4 separate regions of the Mus musculus genome follow, and regions 2, 3 and 4 are each linked to region 1. The links are chromatin loops, found by intact Hi-C in ENCODE. Cell type or tissue: heart. All regions are shown on one strand. Links, peaks and the distances in the headings refer to the core of each region. The heading gives the core; the rest is flanking DNA.

Region 1 (7,556 bases), core at 1,154-6,153:
GCATCTTACAGAAGGAAGGATTCATTTGGGGGCTTATGGTTCCAGAAGAATACAAGTCGGTGACCATCATGGCAGGGAAGCCAGGCAGCAGACAGCAGACAGGCAGTCAGGTAGACAGTCAGTCAGGCAGGTAGACAGGCAGTCAGGCAGGTAGATAGGCAGGCAGCAGTTAGCAGGCAGGCATGCAACAGGTAACAGGTAACAGGTAACAGGTAGCAGGTAGCAGGTAGCAGTTAGGCAGCAGGCAGCAGGCAGCAGGCAGCAGGCAGCAGGCAGCAGGCAGCAGGCAGCAGGCAGCAGGCAGCAGGCAGGCAGCAGGTAGCAGGCAGCAGGCAGCAGGCAGGCAGGCAGGCAGGCAGGCAGGCAGGCAGGCAGCAGGCAGGCAGGCAGCAGGCAGGCAGGCAGGCAGCAGGCAGCAGGCAGCAGGCAGCAGGCAGCAGGCAGGCAGGCAGCAGGCAGGCAGGCAGCAGGCAGCAGGCAGGCAGGCAGCAGGCAGGCAGGCAGCAGGCAGGCAGGCAGCAGGCAGCAGGCAGCAGGCAGGCAGGCAGGCAACAGGTAACAGGGAGCAGGTAGCAGACAGCCAGCAAGCTTGGGGCTGGAGCAACACGTGAGAATACACATCTCACTTCACAAACAGGAAGCAGAGAGAACTGATTGGAAATGTCATGTGGCTTCTGAAACCTCAAAGCCCACACACCCCCACACCCCCCACACCCCCACACCCTCACCCCCCCACCCCGTCCCACACTTCCTCTAGTAAGGTCACACCTCATAATCCTTCACAAATGCCACCACCAGCTGGGGACCAAGTGTTCAAATGCCCAAGGCTATAGGGAACATCTCTTTTATACCCCCCATGGCATGACTGTAGTATGGACAAGGACTGATACTTAGAGAAATTTAGTCACTTTCAGATCATATTGCTGGTGAATGCAGAGTCTTGAGAGAGAGACATCTTCAAACATTTCTTAAAGTGTGAGGTTAGTGATGGGAAGAAGGACCGGGACAGATCTAAAAACTAGGAAGTTTATGATTTGAATGTGCGGGGTCCTCACAGGCTCATGTATTGGAACACTTGGTCCCTAGCTGGTGTCGCTATTTGTGGAGACTCTGGAACTTTTGGGTAGAACCTTGCTGAGGGAAGTGGTGGGCTTTGAGGGTTTACAGTCTCATGGCAACCACTGTTGGTCCCTGTCCCCTGCTCCCACACTGGTCATACAGTGTAAATAGCCAGTCTTCCTGCCGCCATGCATTCCCCATAGTGATGGACTGTGACTCTTCACACTGTACCAAAACACTCCCTCCCTGAAATCTTTTCTTGTTATGTATTTTGTCACAAGAATGAGGGGGGAAACACCTACTGCAATTAGGAAATCAATATGTTCTTGAGAGGTGGAGAGATTGAATCTAAAAGAGTGGTGGAAAGAGTGTATGTGGGTATCCCACGGTGATCTAAGTGAGCGATGTAATAAAAACTGAAAAATTTAAAGGATTTTGTTATTGTTGAAAAGGGTGTGGGGTAGGAGTATTACAGACCTGTTAAGTTTGAGGTTCTACTACACATTTGAATAGAGTTGCCAAAATACAAAGCCTGGAACTTGGGAATGGGTGGGTTCACACTGGAAACACAGCCCTCACCATCATTAGCATATGGGTGTCCTTTAAAGCCATTGGGTTGCACAGAGATAACTAAGGCAGAAGTTCAGAGAGAGAGAACAGATGGTATTTTTTTTCCTGGACATTTAACTTTAAAAGTGGCAGAAGAGTTTGGCAAAAGAACCTAAGAAAGAGCAGCCAGTGATTCTGAAGGAAAAGCAGAAGGCGGAGTCATGAAAGCCAAGACAAGAGAACATGTTGAGGAGAAAGAGGTGGTTAGTGTGAAACTTCTCGGGGGGGCTTAGAAAGATGAGGACGGGATCTTTCTCAAGGGAGAATGAAAGTTGGAATCCAGACAGACGGGAGTACGTTGGGAAATCAGAGTTTCAGTGCAGAAGTAGAGGGAGCAGAGCCTGAATCTTTATTTAGTAAAGTTTGTTGTGAATTGAGAGTAGAAGAAATGAGGGAATTTTTAAAAATGTAAATAGGAATGATATGGTAGAGAGATGCTTATCAACCTTAATCATCAACCCAAAGCAGTCCCTTTGGCTTCCATGTGTGTGTAAGAACGAAATGGAATTTGCCCTCCTGCACCTGACTTATTTCATTAGTATAATGTCCTTCAGCTTAACCCTGTCTCTGATCACAGAGATGTAGGGAGTAGAAAGGTGGTCACTGGAACTTGGGAAGGGGTGGAAGCAGGGGAAGACAGAGGGAGGGTTGTTTGTGGTAGAAGGGTACAGGTGGATAGGACCAATGGCCTCTAATATTCAGCACCTCAGTAGGAGGAGGATGGCTGGTAATAACTGATTTCATATTACAGATAGCTAGTGCAGAAGGAATTTCAATATTCCTAACAGAAAGCAATGATAAATGTCTGAGAGCAGGGTCAATTACCCTGACCTGATCCCTACACACTATACACATCTATGCAGTGCCACACGGCAGCCCGTTAAGTATGCTCAATTACTGCGTGCCAACTGAGAATCAAAACATATTTGAAAATAGCTGATTTGGGTAATTTGTTGGATTGTTCTGAAATAGCAAATGATGTATTCAAAACTGCTCTTCAGAGAGCGAGCCGTGCTAAAACAGTTTTAGGAATAAGCCTTTTCTAAAGTGATGGTTCCGAGGAGTCACTGTATGTATCTCAGAGTCAGTTCCTGGCAGTCGTGGCCCACATTGCTTCCTTACATGAAGCTGGATGCTTAGTGAGTGCTTTTGCTAAGTGATTTCTTTCCTCTGGATCGTCAATGGATGGTTTCAGTCGGTCCTCTAGACTTCTCTTTCTTCAGTTTTGAAAATTGATGGCTAATGATGAAATGAATTGCTGTCAGAGTAGTTCAAACATGGTACTCAATGGAAACAAGTTGGTGTTGGGGACTGGAGAGCTGGATCAGCAGTTGTAAGGGCATACTGCTCTTACAGAGGACTTGAGTTCTGGTCACCCATCCCCCTTGGCTCACAACAGCCTTTATGTCCAGCTCTAGGAATCTGACACAATCTTCTAACCTCTGCACATATGCAGAACTTATCCTACGTGGTGTAGGATAATGATGGCTGATAACAATGAATTCTATGTTCAAACTAACTAGGACAGGGTACCTTTAAATTAAAAATAAAATAAATCTTTAAAAATGAAACGGCATATTAGGGCCATGGACACAGCCAATGGCAGACTTCATGTCTTACATGTGTAGGGTCCCAGGTTCAAGACCAGCATTGTTACAAGAAAGACCAAGGAAACAAGCAAATCTCAGCACAGACTATAGAATTTCACTTTTGCAAAAGCGATATACAGATACTCATAGACTTCATTCGACCATTTATGTTATACATTAGTAGACTGAAATTATTTTAAATAAAATAGCAAGGCTTGATAGGAAATAATAAAAAACAAAAAAACAGCCATGCCCAACCAGGTAAAAATATTTTCAATCCCAAAGAACAGCTCAGATCGTTTGCAGAGAGGATAGATATTCTCCAAGTGCCAGACTCGGCAGGAGAATTTGATTGATTTGCATCTTAGTTCAGACCTAAAAGGACCTTGTTGGTGCTGTTGTTTCTAATGCTCTGTTTCTAAGGCTCAGACTGCCTCCAGCTGTCTTCCTGTTCTTTTCTAAAAGTCCCTGGTTTTTTATGAGCCTGTCCTCCAGACTCTCCTTTTCCGCTTTGCTAACAATAACGGCTCAACTTCCGGACACATTTCCACCAGCGATTTCTTAGCCCCTGCTTCTGAATAGTTTTGCCAGTGAACCCGATTCTTTCCTTCTTCTGCTTCTGGTCTTCATCTACAGGGTCCAGAGTCTCAAGCTCTGTGTCAGCTTCAGGTTGCAGGTTCGCTGCCTGCCTTTGCAGGACAAATGCTCGTCTGGATTGACAACGTTGTCCCTGTTTGCCCACAGCGGCCACTGGCTGTGATGTGTCCTGGCACCCTCCTGCAGTGGCCTGCCACTTGGAACACTGGACCTTGGCATGCCTCTGTGCTCTGGCCCTTTTGGAGATTGTCCCTCAAGGGCTTCATAAGAAATTGGTAACTGTGTTTACTTGGTGGCTGGGAAGAAAGTCTTTAATATCTCAATTAAAAAAAAACTCATAATGTAAATATTTTTTGTTGTTGATGTTGTTTGCTTCCCCCACACACACCTTTTTTAAAATAACATGTGGAGAAAGGATCGTAGATCATTTATTTATTGTGTGTTTATAGTGTCTTAAACACCCCCACCCCCAGCCCTTTTTAGTGCCTTTAGGTCCTTTCTGAGTCTTAACTACCCAGCAGGTTTCTTATCGTCCTTGCCTTGGGGAGTTGTCCTTTTCTGTGCTCTGATAACACACAAGGTCTGCTGGAGTTCTCCGAATGCCGTCTGCTCTGCCTATCTAAGTTTTGTCTTTCCCATTAGACTGCCGGCTTTGTTCTTTTCCTCTTTGTGCAAAGTGGAGCCGCGCAGTCCTAAGGCCCAGAATCTTGGCTCCAGGGTTGCTCAGCTCTTTCCAGTCACTTGCCACCATGGTCGGTACCTTAGGTGCCACCCAATTTACGTTCCGGAACAGTGAAGCCGTCCATTATTTATTTAAACCCTATTTTTAGAAGAGCTGCAAGGTGCTATGAAAACGTTGGGTCTCACCCTGAAAGTTTGGGCAAAGTTCCTCCTAAGAAGCAATAAGTGAGTTTAGATTTGAAAAAGGAGTAGGCCTGAACCAGTTGCCTCTGGAGGAGAGCTCCAGGCAAGAGGAACATGTGGGTGGACTCCGAGCTGGCAAGAAGCACGGGGGTATAGTACCAGGACTATATTGGAAAGATGAAGTAAATGCAGCTGGAACACAGCTCTGGTGAGCACAGAGCTCCGAAGAGCCAGGCTTCCGTGGGCCATTCTCCTGTTGCCTTGAGCCTGTATCCCATGCACACTAGTCATTTAGAGGATATGTTTTAGGCACCAAAATAAGGTCGTTTTGGGGTCAGTGATGAATCACAAAGATCCACCCCGGAAAGAAGAAGCTGCCTTAAGACATTTATTTATTTATTTGACTGCGAGGATTTAGGAGCTGCTAGGTGAGTCCCCGGAGAGATGGAAAGCGGAAGACAGAGGTGCGGAGGTAAAAAAAAAGGAGAGTTATCAAAAGCTGCTGCCTCTTAACACCAGAATCCGGAGCTTTGTGTCCAATGCCTCCCTCTCCCTTCACATACCCTTAGTTTTAGGATCCTGGGCGTTGGGGTGGGAGATTGACACTAGCCAGCAGGGGTTGTGTCTGAGGGGCTCTGGGGTGCTGGGAAACTTTCCCAGCAATGCTAGCTAGCATCTGTATTTACGACAGACCACATTCAAATACATTCAAAGAATTCTGGAAATAAAGCAGGAGGCTGAAACCAATCGCTCATCGCAGGATGGAGGACCATTGCCAAGGCAAACAAGAACAGGTGAAACGAGGAAGGAGCAAGCTCTTAGTCTCCCTCTAGCGGCCACTGTTGGTAGAGACTAGCCGTGCGTCGCCAGCGTGCCAACCCAGGTTTCACATCCAAAGCAGAGAAGGGTGTGTGAAAACTTTCATTTTTATGAGTTTTTAGAAAAGACTCATAGGATGGGGAGGACAGAAGAAGGACAAAGAGGGCACTGAAAAATGGCGACAGGGACAATGAGAAAAGGCTGTCCTTAGATCTCAAAGTGCTTTGAGAGAGACTGTGAAACACACCCACTGTAAAACTAATAATAGTAATAACAATAACAACAACAATAATATAACAACAACAAACTGTTAGGATATGAAGACAAACATTGCTAGAACAGAAAACCCTCGAGTGTGACTTTCATTTCTGCCTTTCCACAGTGCAGCAACTTTGGAAGCCACCGTAGAAAAGTCATTCCATAAACTCTTTTTGGTGTAATAAAGATGGATTCTCTGTCTAATGCAGAAACACACAAAACTTCTTTGTTGGTTTATGCTACTTCAGTCTCTGGATTGGAAAGCACGCACACGGGTGATCATTTAATTACGAATATTATATCCACTTGAGCACGTATATTTTAAATAGTTGATAAAGACCCAAAGTCAGATCTCTCACTGTTGGGCTTAAAGCTGTCGGAAACAATGACCCAGGTGAGGTCAAAGGAGATGCCCCTACAAGTATGGTTTGTGTTCATCTCCTAAGGATCTTACAGCTCTCCTGCCCAAGACCTCCCGGAAAAGAGCAGGTCTCTCTCATTTTCTTGAGCACAGTTCTAAACTCCCTGCCAGCCTTAGGCTTCCCTTGCGAGCAAAGCCAAGCAGAGGGCCCTATCCAGACCCAGAAACACTCCCCGTGCATATCCTTTTCCTTTGCTCTTTTGGTTTTTCTTCCCCCCCCCTCCTTCCTCCTCCCCCTCCCTTCCTCCACCCCTCCCTTCTTCCTCCCCTCCCTTCCTCCTCTCCTTCCTTTCCTCTTCCCCCTCCCCTTCCTCCCTTTTTCCTCTCTTTAGTATTTAGAGTCTTGAAATATATGAGTGGAAACATCAGATAAGTTACAGTAAAAGCAGGGAGATGTCTATAGGCCTGAGGTGAGCTATTTGATGACTCTCTTATTGTTTTTTGGTTGCTGACAGTTAGTAGTCTGTCAATTTTGCACATTTTAAAAGACTTATCTGTTAGTCATAGATACAGAAGCAGGCAAGGAATTGATATTTAAAAGTGGTAAAGGTAGCCCATATTAAAGTTGAGGCTTTGGGTCTGCAGAATTCCAACCTCCCTACAAATAGTGGAGTTCTAGTCACTTAATCAGCCTTATAAAAAGTGCAGCTCCTCCAACAAAATGTCATTCACACCATATAGTGCAAACTGGCACTGAGCTTGTGATTTTCCTGCCTCGGCCTCTTGAGTCCTGAAATAACAGACATATATTTCTATGCCTGGCGCAGACTATTCATATTCTCTGCTCATGACATGAAAGCTAGTCACACCTAACCCATAAACAATACATTATACATATTTCTAAGTGCTTATAAATAACACATTCTTTAAAATAACCAAGACTGGGGCTGCAGAGGTGGCGCCATGGTTAAGAGCACTTGGGGATTGGTTGCTATCATTCACATGGTGGCGCGCAACTGCCTATAACTCTAGTTGCAGATGTCCTTTGCTGGCCTCCATGAATATTCTACACACATGGGGCACAGGCAAAACATTCATACCCATAAATGAAAAAAAAAAAAAACACCCACAAGGCTGAGGCAGGAGGATTGGTTTGAGTTCAAGGCTAGCCTGGGTTACAGAGTGAGAGCCTGTCTCAAAAAGAGAAATGGGAAGGCGGTGGGGAAGAAAGTTAATTATTGTTTTGATACCAAGTTGTCTGGATTCCAATCAGAAGCAAATTGATATTTTAGTCATCTGAAGCAATTCTAACAAAATAACTTGGTGATTCATTAGATACTTTGCGGCAGTAAGATTGCAACTTGTTTTCAAATGTACTCTATTAAAGGGTGTGTTTGTGA
Region 2 (7,556 bases), core at 1,420-6,419, 310 kb before region 1:
TGGTGGCAAATGCCTTAATATGCTGAACCATCTTTTGATAATTATATGATAAACATTTTTTAAAGGTTAGGACTAAGCCAGGCAGTGGTGGCGCACACCTTTAATCCCAGCACTTGGGAGGCAGAGTCATTTCTGAGTTTGAGGCCAGCCTGGTCTACAGAGTGAGTTCTAGGACAGCCAGGGCTACACAGAGAAACCCTGTCTCAAAAAAAAAAAACAAAAACAAAACCCAAACCAAAACCAAACAAACAAACAAGGTATATTTAGGAAAATTAAGGAAGAAGAGGTACTTTACGTGACAATGTGTTTTTGTTTTAAATTAATAGTTATTCTTTTTTTAAAAAAAATTAGCTAATAGTTATTGTGCATATACTATGAATATTTGATACATTGGTCTCCTAGAGCTTAAATTAAATCCTTAGAAGTCTTGCACAAGGACTAGGGATATAGCTCAGTTGGTAGAATAGTTGCCTACCATGCATGAAGCTACAGGTTTTATTCCCAATGCCACATAAACTGTGTGTAGTGGCACATGCCTATAATCTTAGGAGTTAAAGGTAGAGGTAAGAGGATCGGTGGCTCAAGATCATCTTTGGCTATGTTGGAGCTTAGGATACAAGAGACCTTGTTTCCAAATAACAAGTAGTCAGTACTTCCCTCACTCAGTTCAATTTGGTCAAAATGTTTGACAAAATATATTTTACAGACTTTTATACCATGTAAATATGAGAGTAAACATGATCATAAGATATTTTGAATTTCTTTAACTTAGTATCTTTTCTTTTTTTTTTTTCATTTTTTAATTGGGTATGTAGCTCATTTACATTTCCAATGCTATAACAAAAGTCCCCCATACCCACCCACCCCCACTCCCCTACCCACCCATTTCCCCTTTTTGGCCCTGGCGTTCCCCTGTACTGAGGCATATAAAGTTTGCAAGTCCAATGGGCCTCTCTTTCAAGTGATGGCCGACTAGGCCATCTTTTGATACATATGCAGCTAGAGACAAGAGCTCCGGGTTACTGGTTAGTTCATAATGTTGTTCCACCTATAGGGTTGCAGATCCCTTTAGCTCCTTGGGTACTTTCTCTAACTCCTCCATTGGGGGCCCTATGCTCCATTCAATAGCTGACTGTGAGCATCCACTTCTGTGTTTGCTAGGCCCTGGCATAGTCTCACAAGAGACAGTTATATCTGGGTCCTTTCAGCAAAATCTTGCTAGTGTATGCAATGATGTCAGCATTTGGAAGCTGATCATGGGATGGATCTCTGGATATAGCAATCACTAGATGGTCCATCTTTTTGTCACACTTCCAAATTTTGTCTCTGTAATTCCTTCCATGGGTGTTTTGTTTCCTATTCTAAGAAGGGGCAAAGTGTCCACACTTTGGTCTTCGTTCTCTTGAGTTTAATGTGTTTAGCAAATTGTATCTTATATCTTGGGTATCCTAAGTTTCTGGGCTAATATCCACTTATCAGTGAGTACATATTGTGAGAGTTCCTTTGTGATTGGGTTACCTCACTCAGGATGATGCCCTCCAGGTCCATCCATTTGGCTAGGAATTTCATAAATTCATTCTTTTTAATAGCTGAGTAGTACTCCATTGTGAAAATGTACCACATTTTCTGTATCCATTCTTCTGTTGAGGGGCATCTGGGTTCTTTCCAGCTTCTGGCTATTATAAATAAGGCTGCTATGAACATAGTGGAGCATGTGTCCTTCTTACCAGTTGGGACATCTTCTGGATATATGCCCAGGAGAGGTATTGCGGGATCTTTTCTACATTTAAATGAAACACCAAATTTAGCCAGCATGATTTTTTTTTCTTAATTTAATGTTTATTTCAAGTTCACATTTGTAGCTAGGAGAAGTGTTACAGCCTGTTAATTGTAGCTGAGGTATTTATTCCAGCTACTCAGCAAGATTCTAAACTTACCAGTGTGATATGTTTGCTACCTAATGATCAAATGCTGATCCAAAAATAATAGAGAATAATAAAAACGATCTTGGAGGATTAGTATAAATTGGATCTTTCATAGAAATATGGAGGTTTCAGAAAAAGGCATTGACATCTTCCTGAATTATTTACAAATATCTATATTTATTTATAAATATATCTATCAGTTTTCTATAAGTATGTCTTTGTAAGTGTAGGAAATGATAATACTGTTTGATTTTCCCCCCTCTGGTAGTCTGAAGTATTTAGATTATTTTGATTACGGAAAGGACCATATAGGAAAGTAGATTGAAAGGCTAAGTGGTTACTAAGTGGCACTTGTTCTTGCATAGAACCCAGTCAGGTCCTAGCATTCACGTGGCCACCCACAACTGTAACCCCAATTCCAGGGAATCTGATGTTTTCTTCTGGCCTCTGAGGGGACCAGGGACACACATAGTACACAAACATGCAGAAAAACTCATACACATTTTAATAAGCACTAATTTTTTAAAAAGTAGGTTGAGGTACTATGCTTCTTCACTAATTAGAGTTTGCTTTCTTTGTGTACTAAAAAGTTATGAAACTAAAGGTTACTAATATGAATTCTATAAAATCAGTCTGTGATAGACTTACAGTTTAAAATTGTGATTAGCACTTCTTACTTTAAAAATAGTCTGACTAGCTATATTTCTATTAGGGATATGTATAGAAGTTCCTACATTGGCATGTTTACATAATAGGTAAAACAAATCAGTAGATAATGATTTTGTAACTTTCTAGGTGCTGTATTTGAAACCACCATGGACTCTAATAAATCTATTACAGTGCTTTAAAAAACATTGGCTGGCTGTATTTGGATTAGTTATGGAAAATAACTTGCTTGTAACTGTTGAGAGCCTATATGAAAATCTCTGTAAAGGTATGAGTCTTTCATTTTCTTTCACAGTAATTGGTTAAAGTATTAAGTGAATCTAGTGTGGTGGCACATGCTTATAATCCAAGCACTTGGTAGGTGGGGGCGAGAGGATCAGAAGTTAAGGTAAACTGCTATTATATAGTGAGTGCAAGGGCAGCCTAACTATATTGAATTCTTTCTAAAAAAAAAAAACCAAATAAACAAGTCAACCAAAAATGGGCTGCAAAGATGGTTCAGTAGGTAAAGTACTTGCTATATAAGCGTAATGACTGCTGTTCAGATCTCAAGAGCCCAGAAAAGGCTGGGTGTGGCAGTGTGCTTTAATCTAGTGCTTGCGAGAATTCAATATATAGTTTAGGATGACCTTGAACCCATGTTTTTTCTGCTTCCCCTTCGTGTGCTGAGATTACAGGTGTGTACCACCATTTCCAGCTTTTAAATCGATTTTAAATTAAAAAAATAATGATGTATAATGTTGCTTACTGTCTTTGAATAGCAGTGCCCATAGTTCTTCCATTGTACATGGGTATGACTTCAATACTTCAATATACCAAGCTTAATTAACGTCCTTATATCAATTCACGGAGAAATGTTTAAAAATGACTGGTTAACTTTTGACTTTGTTTCTATATGAGTTTTTTGTTTTTATTATATATAGAATTTATTCTTATTTTTCTTTCCTTCAGAATTTTAACAAACACTATTTTTCTCTTAGTTTTTTTTTTTGAGACAGCTTCTAGTGTCTCAAATGTTAGATTTGAAATAGCTCAATAGCTCAGCTAAATAGCTGAGGCTGGCCGTAATCTTCTCTTTAGCCTCTCAGGTGCTGAGATTTTCAGTGTGCCAGCGTAACTATTAATAAAGCCTTTTTGCTGAGATTTGAACTCAGGACCTTCGGAAGAGCAGTCAGTGGAGCCATCTCACTAGCCCCTAGAATTGTTAAATATTGCTGGGTGTGGTAGCACATGACTTTAATTCTAATACTTGATTACAAGGCTATATAGCAAGTGTGGTCTATATACCAAGTTGCAGGCCAGCCTGGTTACATGTGAGACTCTGTCTCAAAATATAAAATAAGTATAAAGTAAAAAGAATTACTGAGTAATTATTAAAATGTCTTTTTAAAAAGGACTTTATTATTTTTATTTTATATGGATATTTTGCCTGGTCATTCTGTACATAAGCATGGATGCCAGAAGAGGGCACCAGATCCCCTGGAACTGGAGTTAGGGTTGCTGACCACAACATGGGTGCTGATAATCAAATTCACATCTTCCACAAGGTGCTCTTAACAGCTGAACCATCTTTCCAGCCTTTAAAATTATTTTAAAATTCTACCTGACTCTTCAGAATCTCATAAGCAGATTCTTATATGTGATACACAGGGACGCTTTATTCATTTTTAACTCACTTAGCCAAGGAAAGAAAGCCATGTTCAGATGTAAATATAATAGTTTCTAGAGGTGAGGGTATAGGTCAAATAGTGAAGTGCTTCCACATACTCATAAGGCGCTGAGTTCAATCCTCAGAACTTCTTTAAGAAAGTTAGGTGCAGTAGTGTGTATTTGTATAGAAGGACAGGAGAGAGGACAGGAGAGGGGACAGACGGATCTATGGGGATTGCTGGCTAGCTAGCCTAACCTAATTAGAGGAGCCCCAGGCCAGTGAGGGATCTGATTTAAAAGCACCTGTGAGGAAAAACACCTGAGGTTGGTGTGTGTTTGTGTCTCTGTGCGTTTGTCTGTCTGGCTGTGAAAACAGCCTTCAAATCTATGAATATTAAAACAGAAGCAAACCAAACATTAACACATGAAGATTTTGCCTTTGGAAGCAACTACCTATCATTATGCTTCAATGATGAAAAGTATATCTTTTCTCTCATTTGTTTTGTGATATTAAAATTTACTTTATTTTGTTTTTAAGTGTTTTTTGTTTGTTTCAGGCAGTTTTTCACTATGTAGGCAAGTCTGGCCTTGAACTTGTAGCAATTTCCCTGCCTCTAAATCTTGAGTACTGAAATTATAGGCATGCACCTCTATGTCTGGCTTTTTTTTTTTTTTAAATAACTTTAGACCTTTGAAATGATTGTCCCCAATAACTTGGTAATTTAGTGGAAATGTTTGAGCTTAATGAGAGAAAGCTATTATGGTAGGTTATCTTACTCTATAGGAGGAAAATTCTATTTTCTTTTGTTTATTATTGTTGTCCAAAGTTTTTGTTTATTAGCTGAACTTTTATGTACAAAGAGATAACATACTATTTTTAATAAATCTTGTTTTATATATGATAGAATTTCAAGTTGCTTGCCTCTTAACATATGACACTCACTCCTCTGTAATAGTCATCTGGATGTGAGACAGTTTCATCTTTGAAAACTCTGTGCTTGGGTTTTTTGTTTAGTGATTAATCCTTTTTACTGAAGACTAGAACATTCTACTTTTCTTTACTTTGAAGCTGACTGTGTTCAGGGAGCTAGAATCTGAATACAGAGTACCAGAGTCAGTGTGAGCTTTGTCTACGAATGTGTGCAATTGTTGCTTTCTACACCAGAGAGACATAGTTTTGTAAATGCCTTCTCTGATTAAATTGTAAAATTAATACTTGATTAGTGTTTCAAGGAATTGTTGTATACCCGTTCTTTCATATTTTCCTTAATTTTTCTCTTACCAGCAAATAAGGCAGTGGATTTTACAACAGTGAAATTCTTGCTTCAGGATTCTAAAAGTTTGTTACATGCCTTCAGTACAAGGTCAAATTATGATGGAGTTCTTCCCCAGACCTTTGCTCAAGTAAACAAACTACTGCAAGTACTCGCAGAGGTGAGACACCCATAGATTGTTATTTAGATAGCTCATCACAAACATTCCAAACATGAATTTAGTGGCCAAATATAAAAGGATTCTATGACTTTTACTTATTCTAGTATTCTAAAGGCACTAAGTAAATACCAAGGACATTGAAACAGAGGCAAGGCTTATCACAGGCTATGGAACATAGACCTTCTATAGAAGTTGTATCACAGTAGTTGTTGAAGGATTTATTTACTTATTTATTTAGTTAATTTATTTTTTTTGAGGTAGAATTTGTGTAGATAGTTCACCTAGTCTCAAATGCACGCATTTTTTCTTTTTAGGACTTTATAGTATAGAGATTATGGATATATATCACTACACACTTTAGATTTTATTTTTTTTTCTTGTTGAATTTTTTATTTCCTTTATGGACAAGAGAAAGTTGTGCACACAAAGAAGAGGGGCTAGAGAGATGTTGCTCTTGTTAGAAGATGTAGGTTTAGTTCTCAGCATTTATATGGTGGCTTAAAACCATCTTTAAATTTAATTCCAGGGGTTTTGACACCATCTTCTGACCCCTTCAGGTGCCAGGCATGCCCCTGGTATACATACATGCACGTAGCCAAATACTCAAACATAAAATAATTTAAAAGAACAAAAAAGTAAGTTTTTTAGATTTTTTTTGAGACAGGATTTCATGTAGCCCAGGCTAGCCTCAGATTTACTATGTAGCCAAGGATAGATAATCTTTTTTTGTTTGTTTGTTTCTGTTTTTTGTTTTTTTTCCGAGACAGGGTTTCTCTGTGTCCCTGGCTGTCCTGGCACTCACTTTGTAGACCAGGCTGGCCTGGAACTCAGAAATCTGCCTGCCTCTGCCTCCCGAGTGCTGGGATTAAAGGCGTGCGCCACCACGCCCGGCATCAGGATAGATAACCTTAAGCTCCTGATCCTCCTACCTTCATCTCCTGAATAGTGGGATTGTGACTGAGTACTATCACTCTTGTTTCTGTAGTGCTGGTTATCTAATCCAGAGTGTCAGTCAACTGAGGTACATCCTGAACCCTAAAATATATGTTACTGAGAATTGTTTGTATAATTCATTTAGATTTGATACATGCCTGTTTTTAAAAAAAGGTCATTTGTTTTATGTATATAAGTACACTATAGCTGCCTTCAGCAGAAGAGGGCACTGGATGCCATTATAAATGGTTGTGAACCACCATGTGGTTACTAGGAATTGAACTCAGGACTTCTGGTAGAGCAGTCAGTGCTATTAACCACTGAGCCATCTCTCCAGCCCTTGATACATGCCTTAAATATTTATTTATGTCTCTAACTTAAACAATAAATACATTATTTCCAAAATACAATATCTTAATTGAACTTGAAAAATACTAGGTGTAATTAGTTTTCACTAATTAGGTATCCTAATTTATCAATACTGTTCACCATCTATTTGCTTCTGAGAAACCTAAGATGAAACAGTGAATTCGTACCATTTTTAGCTATCTCTCTAAGAGGGTGGAGGTAGAAAAGGATGAAAACATCCATGTCTTATTAGCTTTCCAGACACCAAAAAAATGTGATGAACCACATGTTAGAGTAATTCAAATCAATTTTGTTGATTAGGTTTAGATTTTACATGTTAAAGATCCTGACCTGTGGGTTTTTGTTGCTGTTTCATTTTTTTGCCTCTAGTACTTCAAATTCTTTGAATCTTTAAACTGCCCCTACTTGTAAAATAAGTACAGTAATAATTCTTAGAATTTCCAGAAGAATGAGCTAAGTTACTAAAGAACTTAGTACCTAGCAAACAGAGCTATGTGTTTATTTAAAAAAAGAATGAAAGAAAGCCCCGCTTGGATGACTCCGCTTGCATGACTTTGTATATACTCTTGATTTAAGAAC
Region 3 (7,556 bases), core at 858-5,857, 260 kb before region 1:
CTGAAAACAGGTAATCCCATACCATGTACATACAGAGACCATACTGGAGATTTATAAACATTCTAAACTTGAGTTCTGCCTGTACATGTCTGTTTATCATGTATGCAGTGCCCTCGGAGGCCAAAAGGAGGCAATGAATATGCTGGAATTGGAGTTACAGTGTGACCAGCTACATGATGCTAAAAATTGAAACCTGGGGCTGGTGAGATGGCTCAGTGGGTTAGAGCACCCGACTGTTCTTCCGAAGGTCCAGAGTTCAAATCCCAGCAACCACATGGTGGCTCACAACCATCTGTAACAAGATCTGACGCCCTCTTCTGGAGTGTGTGAAGACACCTACAGCGTACTTACATATAATAAATAAATAAATCTTAAAAAAAAAATTGAAACCTGGTCCTTTAGAAGGTGAAATATTTATTATTTTGATAGCTTGGATGCTCTAACTTAGATTTATTGGGGTAGGAGTAAAATTACTATAGTCTTTAAGAGAAAAACTTTGTAGAGACTGTTTGGGGTAATTCTGGCATATGCACTTGTACAATATGTACACTACAATACTGCTTTCAATTTTGAGAAATAAGGTCTTTTTATTTAATATCTGACTTTCTGCTTACTACAATTTTAACATATGAAATGGGCACACAAGCCAATATCCCTAGCACTTAGGAGTGAGATGGGAAGATTAAGAGTTCAAAGCCCACTTGAGTTACATAGTAAGTTTCAAGGCTGACTGAGGCTACATGAGACTGTCTAGCAAAGATTTTAATATGAATTTCGCCTTTATCAGTAATACCTACCCATTGTTACAACTCTAAAAAGCTAGCCAAGTCCAAATGACCTTTAAATTAATACAAACTTGTTTTTAAAAGTTCATGTTTACTTTCATTAAGATAAGCTTGGGTATATCAGATGCCTTCTGGACAAAATAGCCACACTACATAAAATTTTTTTAAAAACTTAAAGTATTCTCAAATTTCATGTTTCTTATTTCATATATAAAACTTATGCACAGTAACTAATGATATTTTAAAATGGGGGAAATTTTATCTTTCAAAAGCCAGACCAAGGCTCAAACATCCCTAAGTCATATAAGAATATAAAATGTACTTTTTGTATTTAAAATACTGTTTGAGCCAATCCATTTTTAACACTGAAACTGGTGTGAAAATGAATATATACTGCTAAAGACATTTCAGTTCCTTAGTGTGGTTGGTAGAAGAAATGGAAGACAGGGGACTTACTATTTGGTATTCAAGAGTTACTATAGCCCAGAAGATTAGCCTAAGTGAAATATAATCCAGCGGGTCTTACAGAGCTGTGAGAACAGCGTATCATTTCCCACCCTCTGCTAAGCAAAAGGAAACATCACATTTTCAAACATTGCTAAGGTAAACCACAAATATTTAAGTTTCAAGGTAATTTTTTCCAAAGAAGTCAATCACTTAGTAATTTAAGAATTCCCTCCCCAGTGTTGGACTAAACCCAGGGGCTCAAGCATATCAAGCAAACACTTAACCACAAGCTACAGACACTTGTGATTCTAAACATGGCAGACACATACTGGAATAAAAAAACTTAGAACAAAATGGAGTTAGCTCAGTTTCTGCAGCCTTAGATACCGTAGAGGCGGATAAAGCAGAGAAACCGGCTCAGGCAAAGAGGAAGATAAGACATGGCAGCACAGAGTCCAGAAACTGTGGCTGTTTTGGTTTCAATAGAAGGTAGACTGCAGGATGCACATGGTACACGGTGAAGCGGAAATTACCAACTTATTTTAAGGTTTAAACAATGCTAAGTATGGAGACCAGATGAAGGTTTGACAAAAGGGTGTTAGAGAAGGTGTGGTGGGGGCATGCCTGGAAAGAACATGGAGACATTTAATGAAGATTAGACACACCCATGCTGACTTGGTCTTCAACTAAGGCGCTGAGTGAGGGCTGAAGGCATCTTAACATGGGCGCACCACTATCAACATGCCACTTTTAGAATAAGAAAGAAAAAAGAAGCAAGACTGGGATGTTCTAATGCTGAGGTACTTTTGGATATCCAGGCTGACATCAGAAGTGTAAAGAGTACTGTTACAGGGCTAGAAACATTAACACAGTGGTAACTGAACCAGAAATCACTCCAATAATACTTTTAACACCAACAGAAGGTAGGAATATGCTCAACCTTCAAAAATTCCTACCTGCAGCATCTGACTATACCATCAAACTGCTAAAAAGCTAGAAAACAAAAACAAACAAACAAAAACCCAACCAAACAAACGAACAAAAACAACAAAAAACCCTCTGGGGTAAGTCACATTAATATCACTGGCCAAGACAGTCAAGAAACTTTTTTGAAAAACTAAATTTATATGGCACTTAAAACATCCAAACAAGAAATGCAAAAACAAGGTCAACCTCCCACCAATAACTAAAATAAAGCGTGAAATGCTGTCTTTGGAAAAGACAAAGTTAGAAGGCAACTATAAATTAAGACAAAGGCTACAGAAATGGGAATCTATTAATTAACTCAAGATTTCACTAATTAGGAAATCAAAAGAAAGCCACCCCAGGCCTCCCTGCAAGGAAGCCACCAAAGTGTGGGTTTGATATAATGCCTGCTAGGTGGCATTACAGCATATTGGTTTCAATCCAGTTCTACCCAGTCAATGTTTACATCCAGGCTTACAAATAAGTCCTTTAACATTTTAAAGATATTAAAGACTTAGCAGGATTCAACCTGAAACTATTTTCTTAGTTATTTTTTTCCTAAGTCAACCACTGGTGTTAAAATTAAAGAAAATATGGCTAAGGTGATTTAGTCCGTGCGGCTTGTGTGCTCTTACTTCCAGAGCTATGGTGTATTGCCAAAACAGGAGACCACAACAAAACTCCTAAGAACTTGATATCTGGGTGTTCTAACCTCCACTACTGACAGACATTAAACAAAACGTTGCCTTTTAGGCCGTCCGACTTCTTTTTGATCGAAATGTTTGCTCTCCGGAATCATTTATCTGCAACTTATTGAGGGAAAGGCGGAAATATTTCTCAAATTTGTGTGTGTGTGTGTACAGATTTCCTTACGTTAATCTCCACTCTGACACTCCCCGGTGTCTTATCAACGAGGTCCTTTACCCAAAAATAGAAAAAAAAAAAAAAAGGTGATCGGACGAAAAGCCTGCTCTCCACCTATTTCTTTCAGAGAACATGGAGCCTGTGCCCCGGCGCGCCGGGGACCCCGCGCTGCAAGGCCTGGGGCGCGCTCTCGGCGGGTACAGCGAGGCACCCGCACACCCCCGGCCGCGATTGGCCGCGATTGGCCGGCGGCGCAGTCACTCAGAGCTGACACGTCAGGGCAGCCGCTCCCTCGCTCCTCCCGCCTCCTTTTCCCCGCGCTTGGCAAGAAAAGCGGGCAACGTGGAGCTCGAACAAAGGACCCCGTGGTCCACGGCGACCAGGGACTCCGTGCCACCCCACGCCTAACCCCTGGAACCGATGCGCTCTGAGGGCGGCTCTGTGTCCCCACGCGCCGGCCGCGGGGAGTCTTAGCCCGGAGAGCCCCAAACCGCAGCCGGCACCTCGCTCCTGACAGCGGGAAACGATGTCTACAGTCCTCGGTGGCCGCCGCTCTCATCCGGCGGGTCATCCCTCCTAGTCCTCCGCCGGGCCAGGTCCCGGGGACCCTCCGTCACCCAGCGCGGAAGCCTGACGATCCCCGCCCCGGCGGAGGAAGGTCCGGGACCACCGCGCTCTTCCCCCGCCAGCCGGCAACCGAGCCGAATGCGGAGCCCCGCGATGCCCGTGTCTCCCGGGACAGCGGGACGCTCCGCACCACCACCATCTTCCCACCCCGCCCTCTCCCTCCCGCGGCGCCCGCGTACAGCGCGTTACCTGGGTCATCTCTGAAGAGATGGCGAAATTCATCTCCAGAGCTTCGACGGGCTGCAGGCGGAAGGCGCTGGAAGGGGCTCGGGGCGACCGGGCGGGAGGCTGCGGGCTGAGGAAGACCAGTGGGTACTCGCGGGAACTCGCTCGCCGCCACGACGCGCCCAGCACCTCCGAGCGACTGACCGACCTCCACGCGCGTCCCGAACACACTGCCACCGCCGCCGCCGCCGCGCGCGCTCGCGCCGCACTCCCTCGCACGTCACCACGTGCGCTGCCGCCAACGCCTCCCGGCCGCTTCCGGCTCTGATGCCTGAGCGAATCACAGGCGAGCTCCCGGGAAGATCCCGCTCTGAGGCTCCGCCCCCGGACAGGGCCCCGCCCACCTCATAGCTCTTTTCCTCAACCGCCCCCTCCTTCCTTCTCGGCTCAACTAGGTCAGCGCAAGGTGATCCGGGAGAGCGGGGCGGCGGGGACCGCTCCTCCTGTTACTTATCGAGCGCGCGCTCCCTCCCGAGCCTCACACCCTCGCTTCGCCCTTTTTTTTCCACTGTCCAGGAACTGGTTCCCTCCTTCCTCTTCCACCTGCCCTACCTTCTCCAGAGATCCGACGTGGCGATTAGAGTTCTCAGCGTCACACTGACTTCTAGGCAACTAGCCTAGACTGGAGCTGCGTGTTGTGGGAACCCCGCGGCAGTAGTTGAGCATCAGGCTCTTACCTTGGAGGTGGAGGGGTGAGAAGAATGGAGGAAGAAGGGATAAGTCAGAGGAGGGCCTGAACAACTAGCCCCTCTATTGGCCTGCTTTGGGTGAGCATTCAGTGAGTGTGTTTAAAAAAAAAAAAAAAAAAAAAAAAGGTGAAAGAGATATTATCGGTGTGCCATAAAATGCGTGTTCACTTCTACTTTTTGTCCCCCTCTGGTATCAGTTCCTGATGTCTCGACTTCTTTGGACAAAGAAAAGTAGCTTGGGGAATTGTTAGTCCCTATCTCTACCCCCTGGGGCCTTTTAACCCAGGAGCCAAGCCCAGTCATCCACCCACCTTGCCCCTAGGAGGCAGGCAGTTGTTTAGGTCAAATGTGATTTAAGCTGGGCTCCACTTCTTCATATGACTCTGAAGCACATGCTGGGAAGTTTCCTTGATTGAAGATGAGGGGATTTGGTGAGATTATATCCAAAGGTCTATAAAGTATACACATAATCGAGTTAGGTAAAGGTTTCCAGATTAATGCTTATACTGGTTTATAGAGGGCGCTTACACAGTCTAGACCTGACTTTGATCATCCCGCTTAATTTGTAGCCATTTCTTGGAGCTCTTTGACAATGCTTCCTACCCTTCTTTAATGTGTTAGCGGGTAGGAAATAGAAATTGGGAGGGGGGTCTTCATTACTTTTAAAAAATAAGATCTTGTGGCCAGGAGACGTTTCTTTTTTGTTGTTGTTTCACAAAAGGAGGAAGTAGAAACTGAGCTGTCAGCTAGTATGATTATGTGTCTTAGAGAAACTGGCATTTGCCGTCCAGCTTTTCTCTTTGATAGCACATTACTTTTGTTGCAAATGACACTATTAGGGACCTGGATTACTGAGCTCCTTCTGGCAGTGAGAGAATATGAACTGCCCACTTGGGACAGGCACATGACTGGCCTGCCGGACACATGGTCCTACTTGCTGTACACTAAATAGCGTCTTTGTAATCTGGAACAGTCAACACTCTCTTAAAGCGACAGTGTGATCGGAGTCAGTGCATTTTGGCCTTCAGTATTTCCTGCTCTATGAATCCTGGCATAATTTTACATAGTATCTGTCTTTCAGGCATCTCAGTATGTATAATAGCCACTGACACTTGGAAGTGAGCCATAAATGATTATTTGCATTCTTTGTAATAGTAACAAAGGACATAATGTTGATCTCGGGGCGGAGAACATAGTTTAGCAGTAGAGTGCTTGCCTAAAGCACCAGGGTGCTTGGGTTTCATCTCTAACACTGTAAACACACAAACACATTATATACACAGATTTTCTAAGACTGATCATTATTAATTTATTTGGGTGTATGTTTTATGTCAGATAAGTTGGGAATTGGTGACAATAATCACCTTTGTTGTTTCTCTTTGATCATGCTTCAGATATTGTCCCATACTGAATTCTGGCCAATGATTTGTTTATTCTCAATGTACTTAATTCCTAGGGCTAGTGTAACAAATTATCACAGACTGTTTTAAGAGAAAGATGTCTGTGTCCAGTTATAGGAAGTTAAGTCTGAGATAAAGGGACTAGTCAGAGGTTCTTTCTCTAAGACTAGGGAAGGATCTGCCCCAGGCCATGCAGCCATGCAGGCCGTGCAGGCCATGCTTCTGTGGCTGCACTCCAGCTACTAGACTTCAGCAGCTTAATTCCAATACGTTGTGTGTGGATGTGCATGTGTGTGTGTGTGTGTGTGTGGGCGGGGGGGGGGGGGTCTTATGTAGCCCAGTCTGAATATGAACTTATTATCATCCTGTCTCAGCCTTCCAAGTACTAGAAATACATACAGGGCATGGACTCTAATATGTATTTGATATTCCTGTCATCCAATTTTTTATTTTTTAAGAGGTTATCAGTCATACTGGTGTAAGCACCACTGAATCCCAGTATGGCTTATTTTAGCTAAATCTGAAGCTACTATGTTCCCAAATAGTGCCATGTTTGGAGGCACTGAGAGTTAAAATTTTAACCTGAGTTAGAAGGGAGATCTTTCTTAGCAGGCATACAAGTCTCTAGGCTTTACTGGGGACAGGTATTCTTCAAAGGAAGGGACTTACTTTGTCCCTGGGGACCTTTGGCAATGTGTGAAAACAGTTGGGAGATAAGTCCTAATTGCTGTTAGTCAAGGGCATGGATTGCTACCAAACCCTCCATGCACAGTGTGTCTCGGTATGTTCAGAACAGAAGGAGCCCCTCTCTCTGCAGAGACTAATACTATGATTAGAAGCCCTGCCCTACGGCCAATGACTTTCAATCTCTGGGAAAGGGCCCTAAAACATTTGGCAAGGATCCTAGCAACTTCTCCCCACAGTAAAGTTAAAAACTCCTGCAGATCCCTTCTTATGGCTGGCTCTAAGAAAATGAACCAGCTTCGTTTCTCTTCTAACTCTCCACCTCTCTTAGTAGGCATGCTAGTCATGGCAGATTGATTTCGTTAAACATTACCCACTTAGCAACTCTGATACTCAAGAAACTTAGTCAACATTAACCGTAAGGTCAGACGTTTGTTTACATCTTAAAACGTCTGTGCCATGTGACATTATTCTGATCAATTGCTGACATTTTCTGTCTGTCTGTCCTATGCCTAATGAAAGCTGTTGCCAGTCCAGCCTGGCAGAGACTCCTCCAATCCAATTTTCTCTCGTATTCCCAGTGACAGGCTTCACTGTTTCTTATTTTTCCTTCCTTGAAGTTAATGTTTCAATTTCTTCTGTTACTTTTTCTTCTTCCCTTTGGCCCTTGAAGGTATTTTCAGGACACAGTGAAATCTTAAGAGCAAGAACTACAAAACAGTGGTATATATTTAAAAAAAAAAAAAGGCACAAGAAGCCTAGGGGAAAGTGCCCCAGCTTCCATGCACCCATTAAAGTAGGTCACTGGAAATTGTTATGATTTGTAATGCATAAAAATCGAGAGCTTGGGGCCTTTCTAAAATAGCATT
Region 4 (7,556 bases), core at 2,201-7,200, 270 kb before region 1:
TATTATTGCCATGGGATACCACAGGCATCTAATCTAGATAACATTATCACACAGTCAGTATACTATCACTGAGCCAACTTTGAAAGCAAACACTCCATGGCTTAATTTCTTCACAATGCTAAAAGCCATATAAGAATGCATATTACATGACTATTTTATAAAGATTCCAAGCAGGCAAAATATGTTTGTATCTCAAGCTAGGACAATCGGTTTTTGGAAGGTGTAGAGCGGTGATTGAAGAGAAAGGCTCCAGGGCGCTTTTCTTCTTAAGAGCATGGTTAGTGACTGGCTCAACGTGGCATGTACGATTTGTGGGGCTGCTATGGTGTTGCTCAGTGTTGGAGGGCAAAAAACACATGCAGAACATTGGTTTAATTTTAACACACAAAAACAATAATGTTTCTTTTCTGTATACTGTCAGTGTCCATAAGATTGTTCAGATACCTCAGATGTTTGTTCTCTACTGTTAAAAATGTGTATAAATTTAAGTGCGTGTTTAATAAAAGGCTACAGACGTAACTCGATCAACACAAGGAAACTATACTGCTTTAATACATTCTGCTGGAGAAACATCCAGACCACACTGTAACACATGATCAACCATTTCTGAGTTCAACACTGTATAAAGTTATTATAAATCACGATATAGTTTCTATTTCATGAGTGTTCAGTAATTAAATAGACAAAATTTCTTTCACAGCCATCAGCAATTTAAATCAACTATATCTTTTTAAAACTGATCCTTTTGATCATGCGTGTTACAAATAACCTTAAAAAAAAATCTAACCAAATTAACGAAACCCTAACATATTGCTTTATTTTACTATTCTAATTACTAGTTGTGAACAGTAATTTGAGAGAAAAGGTGTAAATGGAGTTTGTCTAATTGGCTGAGTTAGCTTCTACTAGTGTGGCAAAAATGCTGGAAGCTGTAAAATATGCCTCTTTTCTCCCCAAAAAGTCTCTGTCCAGTTATAACAATGGAATTCATCCACTTTCCTTTGTTAAAGGAAAATTTAAGAATGCTATAAGTTCTCCAGTTAAAGTTTAACCTGAGGTTACCTCAGACTGTGCAATGTGTACCTGCACAAACTGAATGTGGTCATCATCACTGCCAAACACCTCAGCCTGTCCATCTAGTGGGTTCCCATCAAGCAGCTTGTGATCAGCTGAGTAGTACAAGGTTTGAACCTGCAAAACAGCAACAGAACACCCATGTGGCTACTGTCACCATGGCTACTCGCTAGTACGAAGATTTCACAACCGCCTCAAGGTAACCTCCAGTGTGCGTCTTGACATCTTACTCTGGCAGGATCCCGATGCAAAGAAAAACATGTCATAGTAGTAAAAATGTAAAAAGTGAAAACAAAACAAAACAAAAATCAAGATCAAATACAAAATCTTCTAACACTGGCTGAAGAGTCCTTGGCTTGATTGGCTTGAAAGAAATCTTCCTTGTTTCCATTGCTTCTATTATGTGACATTAAGAGAAAAAGGTATAGTACAACACATGGTTTCTTAAATATACATATTTACAACAAAACACTGATTGCTTTACACCTTTGAAGATTAATGGTACTGTTTGAATAAACATACTTCTCCCCTGTAGGTTAATATCAAGAAAACATATAAAGGAAAAAACAAATTCAAAAATTCAAGCAAGCTGCAATCTTCCTGCACAGATGCAAATACATGACTACTGCATCTGATTCCCACATGGGAGGTGACAGAAATGACAGAGCATCTGCTAGCCTGTATAGAAGGCCGTAATGGCAGTGACTAAGGCCTAACAGAGCAGGCTAGCTTGAGTGAGCATGGAGGGCTCTGTGGAATGATACACTCAATTACTCCACTGCTCCAATCAACATATGGACCAGTCCCAACTTTTCCATCAAATTTTGTTTTTCTTGTGAATTTTAAAAAACATCCCCAAGTCTGACTATATGTAAGAGCAACACCACTGAAAACACAAAGCTTTCGAGCTAAGAACCCTGTAAGGAGTAAACACCATTAAATCATCATCGCTCTCTGCCCACAGCGGACTTTTCTTAGGAGAACTGGGGCAGGACTGCTGCTTCTTTACGTGTGTGTCAATACACTCGAGGTGTCTTCTCGGCTCTTCAGTCTTGGGGATCCTAGTTTTGTTAATAAACCTATGGGGAGATAAACCAACGGGGAGGAACAACCATTAGAAGCTTTACCTACTTGTCAGACTTAAAGCAAAAACCTGTGAAGAAAAATTAAGACTCTACAGAAAATGTCAGTACCACCTCCCGTTTCTAAAGCAAGTTACATGCTACTTTAAAGAAAGTTAACGGCACATACTCAGCAAAGAAAAAAAGGAAAAAAAGGAAAAAAAAAAAAGAAAAGCAGAAGACCAAACTGAACGGTTCATTCAGCTCACCTGGACACCCCCCCTGTTTCTCAGCTTAGGGGTACCTATAGCAAAATTTAAATTCTTTAGGGTCATGGTTATAAAATAAAAGTGAAAGGGAATCCTTCATGTTATAGCAAAAATAATTGGTAAGAACTGTTGGGTCCCATTTACTTTAAAACTAACCTCTTCCATGAGCTCCTCCAGGCTGTCTCCATTCTCCCAGATGCTACGCTGCACCCAGTTGATTACCTTTGTATACAACTTGCCATTGCTGGGCAAGCACACATTATCTTCAAGCATTACCTCCAACTAGAATTGTATATAAATAAAACAAATATCAGTGACATCCACATCAGCTTGGGAATTCTAGTTCTCAGCTAAATGCTCAGTTTTCTAATAAAAGTTGTATTGGGGGAAGGAGGGAGGCTCATGAGCCCCGCCACTAGCTGAAGTGCTAGAGAGTTAAAGGCGTGGTTCCTGGCAGGCCACTAGGGCTCAGTGGATTGTCCCATAGCCATCAGTAACAAGCAGCATGTGGGGCCAGAAACGGTTGAGAGGACGTGAAGTGAGTATGGATCTGGAAGTGAACATGGTAAAACACTGTACACTTTTTAAAAATTCTCAAGAATATTGTATTAAAAAAGTTGTATTCCATCAATTTTCTCAATTTGCAAGGAAATCAGTAACCCTAAAGTAAGTAAACAACCAGGGAAACAGACACCCATTCTGTAAGCGTTAACAGCCACTTCAAAGCATGAGCACTACTGCAACCCTGATTCACCTGGTAAAGACTGCCCGCAACCACAGACCATTACTCGACCTGTATGACCTATGTGGCCTACTCCTTACCTTTAGTCTCGGAAGCTTAAGAAATTCCTCCTCTTCTGAAATTTGTAACAAATGCTCCTGAATATAAGCGTCAACTTTATTCAACAAACGGGAGTCTCCCATACAACTTGCAAAATTTCGGTAAGAGATGCAGCTAGTAACATCCATTCTAGATAGTAAATAATCTCCGCAGACCTTAGAAAAGAAATACAGAAGTGCCAACATTTACATAGTTTACTGAATATTTAATGTCAAGTTCCTGTGAAATACAGAAATGAGCCAGAAATCAAATCAAACTACACAATGGGGACAGCACATGGACAAATGGTGACATCAGCTGGGCATAGTGGTGCATAGATGCCTAGAATCTGGGGCACTTGGGAGGCTGAGACAAGAGAAATCTAAATTCAAACCCAGCCTGGGCTACATCACAAGATGTCTCAAAATAAAACAAAACAACAAAAAGCAAACGAGAAACAGCAAAGATGTGGCATACAAAGTTAAATCACTTAGAGCCAATGTGACAAATGGAAATGCAGTACAGGTTCTAGGTGTCAACAGGAGCAGTCAGGTAAGGCTTTCTGAAAGGCTAGGGAGGAATGGGGCTTTGCAATAGAAAAGCTGAGTACACAGCACACATGGAATGTAGCAAAAGAGAATTAGGAAATAAATTTGGAAAAATAGTATCTGTATTAGGACGAAGCTGGAATGTGAAACTATGCTGGAATGTGCATAGGACTTCTGTTAAAATCCAGTGTGTGTATGTGCTTCATGCATGGATATCACAAGACAACCGTGTGGAGTAGGTTTACCTCTTCTACCTGTTGCACGGGTTAGAAATCAGGTCACCATGACTGACACAGCAAGCAGCTTCACCTGCTGAGCCATCCTACTGGCCTAATCACAGGATTCCTTTTTAAAGATTCATTTACTTTCATTTTGTATGGGTGTTTGGCTGCATATATGTCTATGCAATACACCATCTGCATGTAGTGTTTGCAGAGGCCAGGAGAGGGCATTAGACACTCTAGAACCAGAATTACAATGGTTGGGTGACATCTATGGGTGCTTAGAATTGAGCTTGAGTTTTCTACAAAAGCAACAAGTACTTTAGGTTTGTGGGGCATTTTGTTTGTCTTAACTGTTTAACTCAGCAGTTCTCAATCCGGGGGTGGCAACCCTCTGAAGGTCAAATGATCTTTTCATCTTGGTCACCTAAAGACCACTGGAAATAGATTTATATTACAATTCATAACAATAGCAAATTACAGTTATGAAATGGGAACAAAAATAATTTTATGGTTGGAAGGCACCACAACATGAGGAACTGTAGTAGTCGCAGCGTTAGGAAGGTTGAAAACTACTGGTTTAAATTTTGTTACACAGATTATATATAGAATACACATAGCTGGTCTTTATAAAATTTTACTTAAAAAGTCTGACCCTTTAAAGAACATTTTTAGTTTGCTGGCCCTTATTCAAAGCCACTTTCTCTGCTTAAAAATCCTATGACTAGGGGTGTTGGAGAAATGGCTCAGTGAGCAAAAGTACTTGTTGCTAATTGTTCTTTCAGAGGACCCGAGTTTGGCCCACATCAGGCAAGTAGCTCAAAACCACTGGTTAACTCTAGCTCCTGGGGACTCAAAGCCTTCTGGTCTCTGCAGGTACTTTCCCTTATGTGTAGACCACACACATACATGAATCTGTTGTATCAGACACTGTCAATACACCACTCTAATTCCATTTACTCTTGGGAACACACACTATCTTGAAACTGATCTAGTTTATGCCCAAGCCAGAAAGGTTCATGTCAAGGCCAAGCGACAGTTCTGTGTAGTGATCTGACAATGTAAGTAATGCTATTTAACATACTATCAAAATTAAACATACCCATCAGAGATGTAGCATTTTATGTAACTTGATTTCCCAATACTATCTTGTCATCATCATCATAATCATCATAGAAAAATATACAAGTAGCTTAAATACAAAAATATTGAATGGAATCTTCACTGAGAGAGACTGTCAGTCAAGAGGACAGGTTTTCCTTCCTTGTTACCAAAAGGTCAAAACAACATGCTCACCCAAGATGGGAAGGGACTGAAACTCTAAATCTTGGGCCTAATTAGATGTTTTGTGATAATTTCTACATCCTAACCCCTCAGAACACCTTGCCAGTATACTACTTTCACAATGTGTAATACGCTACCTGCTTGACTCGGTCCATCTTCAGCTTCTTGGCTGCAGAATAAACATCTTTTACTAATTCCTTATCAGCTTTCAACCTATTTAAAAAAAAAGGGGGGGGGGGGGAGTTTTTGTAGTTATGACCAGGCTTTTCACATCCAGACACTCGGTACTTGATGTTCTGGTTCATTTGAAGGCACTCACTGAGCCGTGTATGCATAATTCAGCAAGACTTCAACAGCTTCTGGATTGAGATCATCCAACTTCACATGAGAAACTCCATGAGGGTCACTGTCACTATTGAAGATTTCAAATAGATAGGGGCTACAGCAAGCCAGGACTGCCCTGTGTGCTAGCATCTCATGGCCACAGACCTGAAATAATGAAAACCAAAATGAGAAAGAAGTCTTGCTGACTATGCACTCAACATACCAGCTTCCTCTGTCTCACAGTTCTAGTTAAAAGTCATCTCACCGCTAGAAAGTTGGCTCAATGGTTAAGAGCACTGGCTGCTCTTCCATGGGACCAGCACCTACATGGTAGCTCCTAACCACCTGTAAATCCAGTTCCAGGGAATCCTACCCGTCTTCTCAACTCCACAGCACTGCACACATGTGGCATGTGGTACAAGTCATACATGCAGGCAAAACACCCATACACGTAAAAAAATAAGATCTCAAAAAACAAGACAAAACAACAACAACAAAAAACCCCCTAGTCATCTCATTAATTGCCTGTTTAGGGGGTGGGGGCACAACTTATGGTTTTATGAGTTTACTTTTTTAGTAACAAAAGGTCATGAATTAAGTTTTAAATACCTGAAGTCGAACATCACAGAACTGCCCACTCTTCCTCAAGGCATTTAATTTGGCAACAGATGATTCAATAAAATTTTCATCTTCAAACATCAAATATCCATTGGGAATCATTTTTCCTTATAAATTTGGCTAAACAGAAAAAAAAAAGAAAGCTAAGTTATTTTACATGTAAATAGTTCTTAAAATTTTTCAAGCAGGGTATGGTGAGTCACACCTTTAATCTCAGCACTTGGGAAAGAGGCGGGTAGATTCCTGAGTTTGAGGCCTGCCTGGTCATACACAAGACAGTAAAGTCAAGGACAATCACAGTACACAGTAAACCATTGTTTCAAAAAAGAATGTTATGTATTTTTCAAACATACCCAAATTCTATCCTACCAACACACCAAAACATTTATTGCACAAAATCCTAGCTCAAACAACACTGGTCCAGGATACGGATGACCTCAGCCTGACTTTGATCCTATGACTTTGTAACCATCACCCAGTAGTGAGCATCTCAACAACCTAAACCTGGTTTCCAGGTCAAACACGCATTCCTCCGGAAGGAAGGAAAATGAAATCTTTCTCTTTCCAAACCTATACAGCAAGCGGCTTAAGAGAGGCATGTAGGGATTTGGCTGCTGTCCATCCGTTACTCTCAAAATTAAACCAATGTTCACTTGAGACATCTCATATAGCCCAGTCTGGCCTTCAATTCAGAACCCAGCTGAGACTGGCCCTGAACTCAATCCCCCTTCCTTATCAGAGGCACATACTCCCAGCCCTGGAAAACTAAAATTCTTTGTAAAGACACCATTTCCTATATACAACACTGGGAACAGAACCAAGGGCTTCAAATATGCTAGGTAAACACAACCACTGAGCTACATCTCCAGCCTATTGTTCTCAAAACAAGTTTTTAACTTAACTTATAAACCAGTAACTTATACTAAATGAGTAAGAGTAAGAGATTCAGTTTAAAGTAACTTAAAAGTCAGAATACACAAAAAGGAATACTAAAGGAGGAAAGAAAAAAATCAAATTTTAATTAAAAAATTTTTAAAAATGATAAAGATGCTTGTTAGGTGCCTGCAAGATGGGCACTAAACAGGTCGTGTACTTACCACCTTGCCTGAGGACTTGAGTTCAAGACCCAAGGACCCACAAGGAAAAAGGAAAGACCGCCCCTTCCCCCACCCCACACACTGTTAAAAAGAAAGTTTTCATAGCCAAATGGTTAGGATCTCTCTGACCATTTAAACATTGAGATAGAGTCTATACTCAGTACAGTTTTCAGAAAACCCGTGTCTTTAAAAAAATGGTATTTATTATTAAGTTGGGGAAGCATGCCCCAGCCCTAGGGT

What was found. Peaks named below come from ENCODE experiments on the same cell type or tissue, not always from the same donor. Only the 100,000 strongest peaks of a DNase experiment are listed, where the experiment ranks them.
Region 2: a loop joins it to region 1, with 2.9 times the contacts of the local background. A loop is called at or near these places in 4 of 42 quality-filtered maps.
Region 3: it touches region 1 in a loop (5-fold over the local background); 40 of 42 quality-filtered maps call a loop at or near these places.
Region 4: a loop joins it to region 1, with 3 times the contacts of the local background. A loop is called at or near these places in 38 of 42 quality-filtered maps.

Annotation. Positions count from the first base shown.
Region 1 is chr1:151,077,090-151,084,645 of GRCm38, reverse strand. The region is part of intron 1 of Gm36139 (a long non-coding RNA gene); the gene reads left to right. Gm36077 (a long non-coding RNA gene) reads left to right here and starts at 726. Exons shown (of 2, transcript XR_387461.2): 1 at 726-1,871; 2 at 3,894-4,201. It overlaps Gm36297 (a long non-coding RNA gene), which reads right to left. Exons shown (of 4, transcript XR_387468.4): 4 at 7,316-7,556. In heart, for the core only: CTCF peaks have their summits at 3,742 and 3,987; DNase peaks (open chromatin) are centred at 1,885, 3,895 and 5,515; H3K27ac peaks cover 3,356 bases.
Region 2 is chr1:151,386,739-151,394,294 of GRCm38, reverse strand. It overlaps Swt1 (SWT1 RNA endoribonuclease homolog (S. cerevisiae)), which reads left to right. Exons shown (of 20, transcript NM_025819.4): 14 at 2,721-2,859; 15 at 5,527-5,675. Among named protein-coding and RNA genes, the nearest start is that of Swt1, 38 kb to the left of the region's middle. In heart, for the core only: a CTCF peak has its summit at 4,056 (motif pointing right); no DNase peak of the experiment used is centred there.
Region 3 is chr1:151,341,078-151,348,633 of GRCm38, reverse strand. It overlaps Ivns1abp (influenza virus NS1A binding protein), which reads right to left and starts at 4,136. Exons shown (of 15, transcript NM_054102.2): 1 at 3,879-4,136. It also overlaps the pseudogene Gm10138. In heart, for the core only: a CTCF peak has its summit at 4,901; DNase peaks (open chromatin) are centred at 3,313, 4,203, 4,903 and 5,523; H3K4me3 peaks cover 4,789 bases; H3K27ac peaks cover 4,547 bases.
Region 4 is chr1:151,349,764-151,357,319 of GRCm38, reverse strand. It overlaps Ivns1abp (influenza virus NS1A binding protein), which reads right to left. Exons shown (of 15, transcript NM_054102.2): 3 at 6,211-6,339; 4 at 5,597-5,766; 5 at 5,415-5,490; 6 at 3,227-3,400; 7 at 2,561-2,686; 8 at 1,084-1,191. The coding sequence starts at 6,321. Among named protein-coding and RNA genes, the nearest start is that of Ivns1abp, 9.0 kb to the right of the region's middle. In heart, for the core only: a CTCF peak has its summit at 4,214 (motif pointing right); no DNase peak of the experiment used is centred there.